Regions from separate parts of the Homo sapiens genome. Here region 1 is linked to region 2. The links are chromatin contacts, found by Hi-C or POLR2A ChIA-PET in ENCODE. All regions are on one chromosome and are shown on one strand. Each heading gives the region's core, a stretch centred on a gene start or an enhancer-like site at or near the end of the contact. The rest is flanking DNA. Distances are from core to core; before and after follow the strand shown. Region 1 overlaps LINC01344 (long intergenic non-protein coding RNA 1344). Region 2 holds the start of GLUL (glutamate-ammonia ligase).

Region 1 (4,434 bases), core at 1,021-3,520, 170 kb after region 2:
TTGAATGTTGGCCTGTCTTTCTAGGTTGGGAAAGTTCTCCTGGATACTATCCTGAAGAGCATTTTCCAACTTGGTTCCGTTCTCCCCGTCACTTTCAGGTACACCAATCAAACATAGGTTTGGTCTTTTCACATAGTCCCATATTTCTTAGAGGTTTTGTTTGTTCCTTTTCATTCTTTTTTCTCTCATCTTGTCTTCATACTTTATTTCATTAAGTTGATCTTCAATCTCTGATATCCTTTCTTCTGCTTGATCGATTTGGCTATTGATACTTGTGTATGCTTCATGAAGTTCTCGTGCTCTGTTTTCAGCTCCATCAGGTTATTTATGTTCTTCACTAAACTGGTTATTCCAGTTAGCAATTCCTCTAACCTTTTTTCAAGGTTCTTAGCTTCCTTGCATTGGGTTAGAACATGCTCCTTTAGCTCAGAGGAGTTTGTTATTACCCACCTTCTGAAGCCTCTTTCTGTCTATTTGTCAAACTCATTCTCCGTCCAGTTTTGCTCCCTTGCTGGCAGGGAGTTGTGATCCTTTGAAGGAGAAGAGGCGTTCTGGTTTTTGGAATTTTCAGCCTTTTTGTGCTGGTTTTTCCCCTTCTTCTTGGGGAAAAACCTTTTGTCTTTGATGTTGGTAACTTTGAATGGGGTTTCTGAGTGGACATCCTTTTTTTTGATGTTGATGCTATTCCTTTCTGTTTGTTAGTTTTCCTTCAAATAGTTGGACCCCTCTGCTACAGGTCCACTGGAGTTTGCTGGAGATCCACTCCAGATCCTGTTTGCCTGGGTATCACCAGCGGAGGCTGCAGAACAGCAAAGATTGCTGCCTGTTCCTTCCTCTAGAAGCTTCATCCCAGAGGGGTACCCCCCAAACGCCAGCCAGAGCTCTCCTGTATGAGGTGTCTGTTGACCCCTGCTGGGATGTGTCCCAGTCAGGAGGCACGGGGGTCCAGGTCCCACTTGAGGTGGCAGTCTGTCCCTTAATAGAGCTCGAATGCTGTGCTGGGAGATCCGCTGCTGTCTTCAGAGCCAGCAGGCAGGGACAGTTAAGCCTGCTGAAGCTGCTCCCACAGTTACCCCTTCCCCAAGGTGCTCTGTCCCAGGGAGATGGGGGTTTTATCTATAAGCCCCTGACTGGGGCTGCTGCCTTTTTTTTCAAGATGCCCTGTCCAGAAAGGAGGAATCTAGAGGCAGTCTGGCTACAGTGACTTTGCTGAGCTGCAGTGGGGTCCACCCAGCTCAAACTTCCCAGCATCTTTGTTTAAACCGTGAGGGGAAAACCGCCTATTCAAGCCTCAGTAATGGTGGACGCCCCTTCCTCCAGCAAACTGGAGCATCCCAGGTCGACTTTAGACTGCTGTGCTGGCAGTGAGAATTTCAAGTCAGTGGATCTTAGCTTGCTGGGCTCCATGGGAGTGGGATCCGCTGAGCTAGACCACTTGGCTTCCTGGCTTCAGACCCCTTTCCAGGGGAGTGAACAGTGCTCACTGGCATTCCAGGTGCCACTGGAGTGTGAAAAACAAAAACAAAAACAAAAAAACAACTCCTGCAGCTAGCTTGGTGTCTGCCCAAACAGCTGCCCAGTTTTGTGCTTGAAACCCAGGGCCCTGATGGCGTAGGCACCCAAGGGAATCTCCTGGTCTGCGGATTGCAAAGACCATAGGAGAAGCATAGTATCTGGGCTGGAATGTACCATTCCTCAGGGCACAGTCCCTCATGGCTTCCCTTGGCTAGGGGAGAGAGTTCCCCAAACCCTTGCACTTCCCAGGTGAGGTGATGCCCCACCTTGCTTCTTTTTGCCTTCCGTGGGCTGCACCCACTGCCTAACCAGTCCGAATGAGATGAGCCAGGTACCTCAGTTGGAAATGCAGAAATCACCCGCCTTCTGCATTGATCTCACTGGGAGCTGCATACCAGAGCTGTTCGTATTCTTCCATCTTGCCAGCCCAGTCCTAATTTTTGTATTTTTAGTAGAGACGGGGTTTCACCATGTTGACCAGGCTGGTCTTGAACTCCTGACGTAAGGTGATCCGCCCACCTCGGCCTCCCAAAGTGCTGGGGTTACAGGCATGAGCCACCGCGCCTGGCCCATAACACACATTTTTAAGGTTTTTGCTGTTTACTGCTCTCCTTCCTTTCATAAGTTTATATGGAGTTAAAATTCTATGATCAGTGTATGAGTGTGTTCCCCTTACACTTTTCAAACTACATATTTCCATTCTGAGTAATCCTTTTTACAGCTCATCTCAACTAGCACTCAGATCAATATTTGTCCAGTCCTGCCCTTCCTTGTCCTATGTGTACAGGACACAATGCTCCTAGCAAGAAAGTTCACACCCAGTAGGAGGAATAACAGAAGTTTTTTTGTTTGTTTGAATCTAAAAATGCTGAGGGTGATTAATTCATGAAATCTTATTTTTTTTCAAATTATATTAGACTATCCTAAAGAAAAAAAGAACAAAGGCAAAATATTTTTACCTCAACCCATTGTCATATTGATAATCTTCAACTTTCTTTCTTTTTTTTTTTTTTTTTTTTTTTTTTTTGTATTTTTAGTAGAGTTGGGGTTTCACTGTGTTTGCCAGGCTGGTCTCAAACTCATGACCTCAAATGATCCACCCACCTTGGCCTCCCAAAGTGCTGGGATTACAGGTGTGAGCCACCATCCCTGACTGATAAACTTCAACTTTCAATATGCAGATCTACTTGTACATTTGTGATTCTTCAGAAATGGGACATGGCTGCTATTTTACCTCCTTTGAAGAAATCTAAACTTCTTGAGATCAGGAACCATTCTTCTATACCTTTTATAGAATAAGTTAGAGAACCATAAGATGGTAGACCTGGAAGCAGCCTCGTATTTCTCTAGTCTGAGTTTTTCTACAGATGAGGAAAATGAGTCCCAGAAAGGTGGAAGAACTTACCCATGATCAATAGCTATTTAGAGGCCAGCTATTAGAACCTGTGTAACCTGACTCCTCTTTCAATGCTCTTACCAGTGCCTGTCCTCAAAGGTAAATCTATGAAGAAGAGAGAACACTGCCTGTCTTAAGTAGGTTAATAAAAAGCGCTTCTCCGAATCATTCTGAATTCCGTTAGCTGGACTCATACAATGTTTGTAAGACTTGAATGGAATGTCTGCTTCCAAATAGTATGGCTTTCTCATGGGTCACTGGAAGGAATTAGTCATAAATGAACTCTCAGGAAAAGGTAGGATTCATCCACCATAAGGAGTTACTGAATATCAACCAATTAAATTTTGGAGTCTATTCCATCCAAGGACAATCATTTTTGTTTTGTTGTGTTAGTGTTGTAGATCAAATCTTTTATCCTAACCTTCTGTTGGCTGGTATGTGCTCACAACTCACCATCCATCCAAAGCAGATAAATACTTCAGAACATAAGAAAAACATATTTAGTTTAATTTGTTTGCATCCTGTTTTTAAATGACTTTTTTCATGAACTGGAAACATTCAGATTAATGAAATAAAGATTTTAAATGGGGATGTACAATTAAGAAAGAGAAAACTAATTTCCAGCCACCATAAGAGGCAAAGCAGTAGCTGGGATTAAATATAAAACTTGACCAAGACTATGGTTGTCATAGAAAAAGATTAAGAAAGGGAAAAGAAACAAAAAGGAAGAAAGAAAAAGAGACAGAAGGATTGATATAGAATAATTCTCATTATCTAAGAGGAGGAGGTATTAAGTGATATAAGGTTCTCTATATCAATCTCAGAGTGGACAAAAAAGTTGAATTCTCATGACAATTTTTGATAAAAGCCAACCCCCTCCACAAAAACATAAATATAGTAAAGGCATTTATTTGAGATGGTAAGGTGATGAGGTTCAAGTTTACAGGTATTTGGTATTCCAGGCTAATCTGACAATAAAAATTAAAATATTTAGAGGTATAGATAGATATCATGTTTCTCAGACTCTTAACTAAATGCTTAATAAATATAATAAGTTCAGCTAGATTTTTGGTATGACTTGAGAGTTGAAGTTAGACTTCCAGGAAGCTGTTCTATTTTGCTAATTAAAGACAAATGCATATGCTTGGGAAACTAGATAAGTGGGTGGAAGGACATGTGTTATAGCAATAAAGGAGCCTACCAATAATCTGATGAGGAAGGAAGTCATGCTTCTTCTAAATACAGGTGACCCGCTAGGATCTATGCTTAATGAAAACTCCAAAATTTGCTGGGCTAGAATGGCATGAATATTTCAAGTTGAGCCATCACAGCTTGGGAAAAACATTTGTAAGACTTGTGTGGAATGTCTACTTCCAAGTAGCATGGCTTCCTCATGGGCCACTATAATGAATTAGACTTAAATGAACTCTCAGGAAATTGTATGATTCATCTACCATAAAGAGTTATTGGATATCAACCAATTAAATCTTGGAGGCTGTCCCATGCAAGGACAATAATTTTTG
Region 2 (4,525 bases), core at 2,026-4,525:
GTCTGGCCAATATGGTGAAACCTCGTCTCTACTAAAAATACCAAAAAATTAGCTGGGTGTGGTGGCACACGCCTGTAATCCCAGCTCCTTGGGAGGCTGAGGCAGGAGAATTGCTTGAACCCGGGAGGCAGAGGTTACAGTGAGTGGAGGTTGCAGTGAGCCGAGATTGCGCCACTGCATCCAGCCTGAGCAACAGAGTAAGACTCCGTCTCAAAAAAAAAAAAAAAAAAAAAAAAAAAAAAGAGAAAAGTTGTTTCCTAATAGAGATAAGATTTGGGAGTAGAGCAAAATCCTAATACAAAGCTTTTATTTCAGGCAGCAGAACAACATTGAAGAAATACTTTTAATCTCAGGCTATTTCTGCAGATTTGGAACAAAATCTTTCCCTGTAATTGCTCTCCCACTCCACCCACCCCTTGGACATGGCAATTCTACTCTAAGAGAGAAAAATATGACTTCAAAGCACATGCAATGGAACCCCTTGTCAGCACTGATATGGTGTGTACCAAGAAACAGAAAAGTTCATGGGTTCAAGCATTCTAATGCTCTTTTTATGGTGGGGGTGAAGAATGGGGGCGGGTGGCAATTTAGGGAAGAAGGGGAAGGAGAAGAAAGGGCAGCAGACACAGCAAAGTCAAACTGGATGAAACAGGCTGTTTTACTTTTAACTTCTCTAAAAGTACAGTCTGGGTTTCTGCGGGTGAACCAGTTAAGGGTTTTCTTCTGCTTTTACTTCTCGCCTATGCTCAAGCCTCCCTGGTCAGTTCTTGGACTCATCTGCGCCCTAATTTCATCATTTTAAGTAAATGTGGGGCTGGCCAAGGAGGACAAGGCCTCTTGTTCACTCCTGAAAGAGTCAGTGGTCATGTATTATGTTCCTAACCCTTACAAAGCGTGCCCCTGGTCACATGAATGGATCAAAGCAAATCCATTTCCATTCTTGGAAAAGCAGCTCAAAGCACATGTTCTCTTGATGGTGCTGCTGTCACTTCTGTGTGGTTAACAAATATCATTTATTGAACACTCACCGTGGACACTACTGGGGGATATGACAATGAATAAACTGCTCAATGAGGTCAAGACATCTAGGAAGGGAAGCAGGCACTCAAATGGCAGAAATACCATAAGCCTGCAGAACCGCACTCACGCCTTACCATTCCGTTCTCTGTTATGTTTGTCATCCCCACCTCAGGGGCTGGTGGTGTGTGCAGCAGAGGCTCTGGCTTATGGTTCGGTAGTTTGGTATCTGGAAATGATTAATAACATCTTTTAAAATAAAAATATCACTTTTCTCCTCCTTTGCTCCCCTTCCTCGACCATTTAAACTCAAACCTTTACAGAAAGAGATGAAGACAGCTCACTGTGTTACCAAGGTTAAGTCCAGTTTGATATAATGAATGGTAAAGCATTACACTGAGTCAGAAAAGTTGTATTCAAAAGTCGCTATGGGGAAAGAAAGAATCCAATCACCTCAGATTATAGAACTTGGCCTATGATAATTATAATTGCTGTTTTCTAAACATTTACGATGCACCAAGGACTACTCAATCTCTTCTGCATGTGCTATCACAATTAATCCTTTTATGAGGTAAAAATGATTATCCCTCTTTTATTATAGACAAAGAAACAGGCTTCATGTGGCTAAGTGATTTGGCCAACACAAAGCTGGTATGAAGGGAAAGCCCAGATTTGAACCTAGGTTTACCTGACTTGCAGCCGTGCCTTTAGCCACCACAATGTAATGCTTCAAGGGGCAGCACTGAAATTTAACAAGGAATTTGTAAGGCACCTTACCCAATCCAAAATGTCACCAGTCTGAAACATCCCAAAAAACCCTGTTTGAGATGAATGCTGCATCTGTCATGTAAAAGCACTACAGTGTTATACACTCTTAAAGGAAAGGGATGTTGACCAAAGAAGCCAAGTTATGTGTGTGTGGTTGCAGGCAACATTTCTTTTCCACATTTGCGGTACAAAACATAACCAGAACAAACTTCTTCCCTTCCTCTTCCAAAGGCACTGGAAGCATAAATTCTTGCTCTTTAAACTGAAAGAAGCAATAAAATCTGGACACCATCAGGTAGATTTCAGGCACTAAAAATAGAATGATCGAGTAATAGTACGGATAGCAGTATCTACCTACCTACCTACCTACCTACCTATGTTGTGTCTCTAGGTACATTTCAATATTGTGTTCACATACACATTTTCCCAACCATCACGGCAAGCTGAGAGGAGAGGTATGTATTCCCATTTTCCAGATTAACAAGAAGCCGCACTTGATAAAGCAAAATCAGGGAGAATTCGTTAAAGGAATTTCTTGACAATCCCTGGACTTCAAAGGGGGCAAGTGAACACCTCGATTTCCTTTCAGCTGCTCCGGGGGCAGTTTGCACACAGAATTTCAAATCTAGTGGGCGGCTCCACAGGTCATTTTCGATGACCACTTTATTTTGCAGATGAGGAAACTTGGGCCCTGAAAGACCTGCCTAGGGTCTGGCCAGCAGTATGAGACAGGTCTCCAGACTTAGTTTCTACCGCCCTCCAGAATCCTCTCTGTAAAATTAGAGAAACAGCACGTTGATTTCAAATGTGAAATGGCAGAGTTCTGTTTATTTCCCCAGACCCAAGAGAGCCGGAGCGGGCGGCTCTTCCAGGCCTTGGGAACCCCGGCCTGTCCCCAGGCCCGCGCGGCACCCGCCCTAGCCCAGGCCCGCCCAAAGTTCCCTCGGGTCCCGCGCCCCGCGCTCCCTCTCAAGCTAACCCCTGCCCGCAGGAAGCGGGGCTCGGAGGCTCCCTCGCAACAAAAGGCTAAATTCGGTTTCCCTGGTTCCGCATTTCCCCAGGGAGCTCTCCTCGTAAAACTATTCCCCGTGAAGGCGGCAGGGCAGAGGTCCAGGGCGGGCTTTGCTGGGAGCCTCGGGACCCCGGGTTGGGGGCCGTGGGGCGGCACCTGGCGAGCTGGCGGGTGGGCGGCGAGCCGAGGCTTCCCGGCCTGGCGGCAACTCGCCCCTCTGCCCTCAGCCCTCCCGGCTCCGCTCCCTTCCCCCACGCCGCCCTGCCCCTCCCCCACGCCCCTTTCTCTTTCTTTCTTTCTTTCCCAGTTCGCTTGCCCCCACCCCAGCGGCGCCCGCCGGGCTCCTCGCCCAATGGCCGCGGGGCCCGGGACCGCATCAGCTGATCGGCCCGGGCTCCTGGCCGCTGGGAGCCAATCAGGGCACCGGGGGCGGCCCCGGGCCGCGGATAAAGGGTGCGGGGCTGCTGGCGGCTCTGCAGAGTCGAGAGTGGGAGAAGAGCGGAGCGTGTGAGCAGTACTGCGGCCTCCTCTCCTCTCCTAACCTCGCTCTCGCGGCCTAGCTTTACCCGCCCGCCTGCTCGGCGACCAGGTAAGCCCCCGGACGGCCCGGTGTCACGCAAGCGAGGCGCGCCGCCCCTGCTACCCCGCGAGGCGCGCCGCCCAGCCTCTTTTTTCGGCTGCCTGCCCCTCCAGTCCCAGCCCTACGCTGCGGCCTCTCCGGCCCATGCCTGAGATCCGGCATGAGTGCTCCTCCCGCGTGCTTCCGCCGCTGGTGGCTTGGACCCGTCGGGGCTGGCGCTGGTGGGGCGCGCCCTTGGCCAGGCTCTGGGAAGGGCGGGGTGAGTTGTTTTGATCTTCTTTTCACTACTTGCGGCCGAAGCGCCGCCCCTGGAGGCCGTTGGGCCGGCCTGCGCCCTGGGGCTCGCAGTGGTTTGTTTGCGCTGTGGATGGAGTGGCGGTGCGGTCCCCTGTGGAGCGCAAACAAGGCGCTTGGTTGGCGCGGGCGCCTGGCTGCCTTCCTCGTGGTGGGGCCTTCGGAGCAATCGTCCTGGTTCTGGCGATGGTTGAGACGCCTCGATTGCGGCGTGTAACGGTGAGCGTTGTTTGGGCGGCCGGCTCCCGCCTCGGGGTCCCGGGGGCCTTCCAATGTGACCGAACAATGGAGAGCCCGGGCCTCGGCGCAGTCAGTGGAGAAGCCGGTCCGGGCGGAGGCAGCAGCAGCGCGCAGTCCCTACGGCCTGCGCCCCCACCCTCCCCCGGACCCCCCAACCCCTCGGCGGCAGGGTATGGCCACCTCCGTGAGGCCCTGAGATTCGGACGGGGGCCCGAGGGGCAGGGCGCCCACTTTAGGGACATTTCAGTGGGAAGGGGCTGCTCTCAAAGTGGATAATTATAACTCCCTCGGGGGCGGGAAGCGGGGATCCTCCCCCAGCCGCAAGTCCACGAAGAAAGCAACGAATGAAAATTATGAAGACAACGAGAAGTCAGACTCCTCCGGGTCGCGCTCCAGCTGCTTCGGCTTCGTCGCCTACTCTGTGAACTCCGGGGAGAGATCTCGAGTCAAGATTAAGACCTTAACCCACCAACCTGCCTGTTCGGACACCCCCCGGGCCGGCCGCTGTCTGTCCCCTTCTCCATCGCCCTCTCCCAGAAAGCTCCGGTGCTTGGACCAGCTAGAGTCTGAGAAAGAGGAGAGGCGCGAACGCCACTCCAAAAAGAGAAGGGTTA

What was found. Hi-C counts contacts between places; a loop is a spot of excess contacts on that map. ChIA-PET counts read pairs that join two places held with the same protein, here RNA polymerase II (POLR2A). Pooled maps may share reads with other maps.
Region 1: a loop to region 2 is called in a map of PC-3, with 10 times the contacts of the local background. The contact joins the enhancer-like site here to the promoter of GLUL in region 2. A Hi-C loop is called at or near these places in 14 of 168 maps with a recorded cell type or tissue (Caco-2, Calu3, HepG2 and 9 more) and 8 of 50 pooled maps. POLR2A ChIA-PET finds 5 or more read pairs at or near these places in 8 of 52 experiments (AG04449, Caco-2, HepG2 and 4 more).

Annotation. Positions count from the first base shown.
Region 1 is chr1:182,215,972-182,220,405 of GRCh38, reverse strand. The region is part of intron 2 of LINC01344 (long intergenic non-protein coding RNA 1344); the gene reads left to right. Among named protein-coding and RNA genes, the nearest start is that of LINC01344, 96 kb to the left of the region's middle. Within about 2 kb of position 2,270, at least 4 of the 41 ENCODE cell types and tissues checked have a DNase peak (open chromatin) inside an H3K27ac peak, as active enhancers do; they include PC-3 and PC-9, where a contact is called at or near this core.
Region 2 is chr1:182,390,540-182,395,064 of GRCh38, reverse strand. It overlaps GLUL (glutamate-ammonia ligase), which reads left to right and starts at 3,275. Exons shown (of 7, transcript NM_001033044.4): 1 at 3,275-3,386. RefSeq lists a silencer at 2,860-3,539.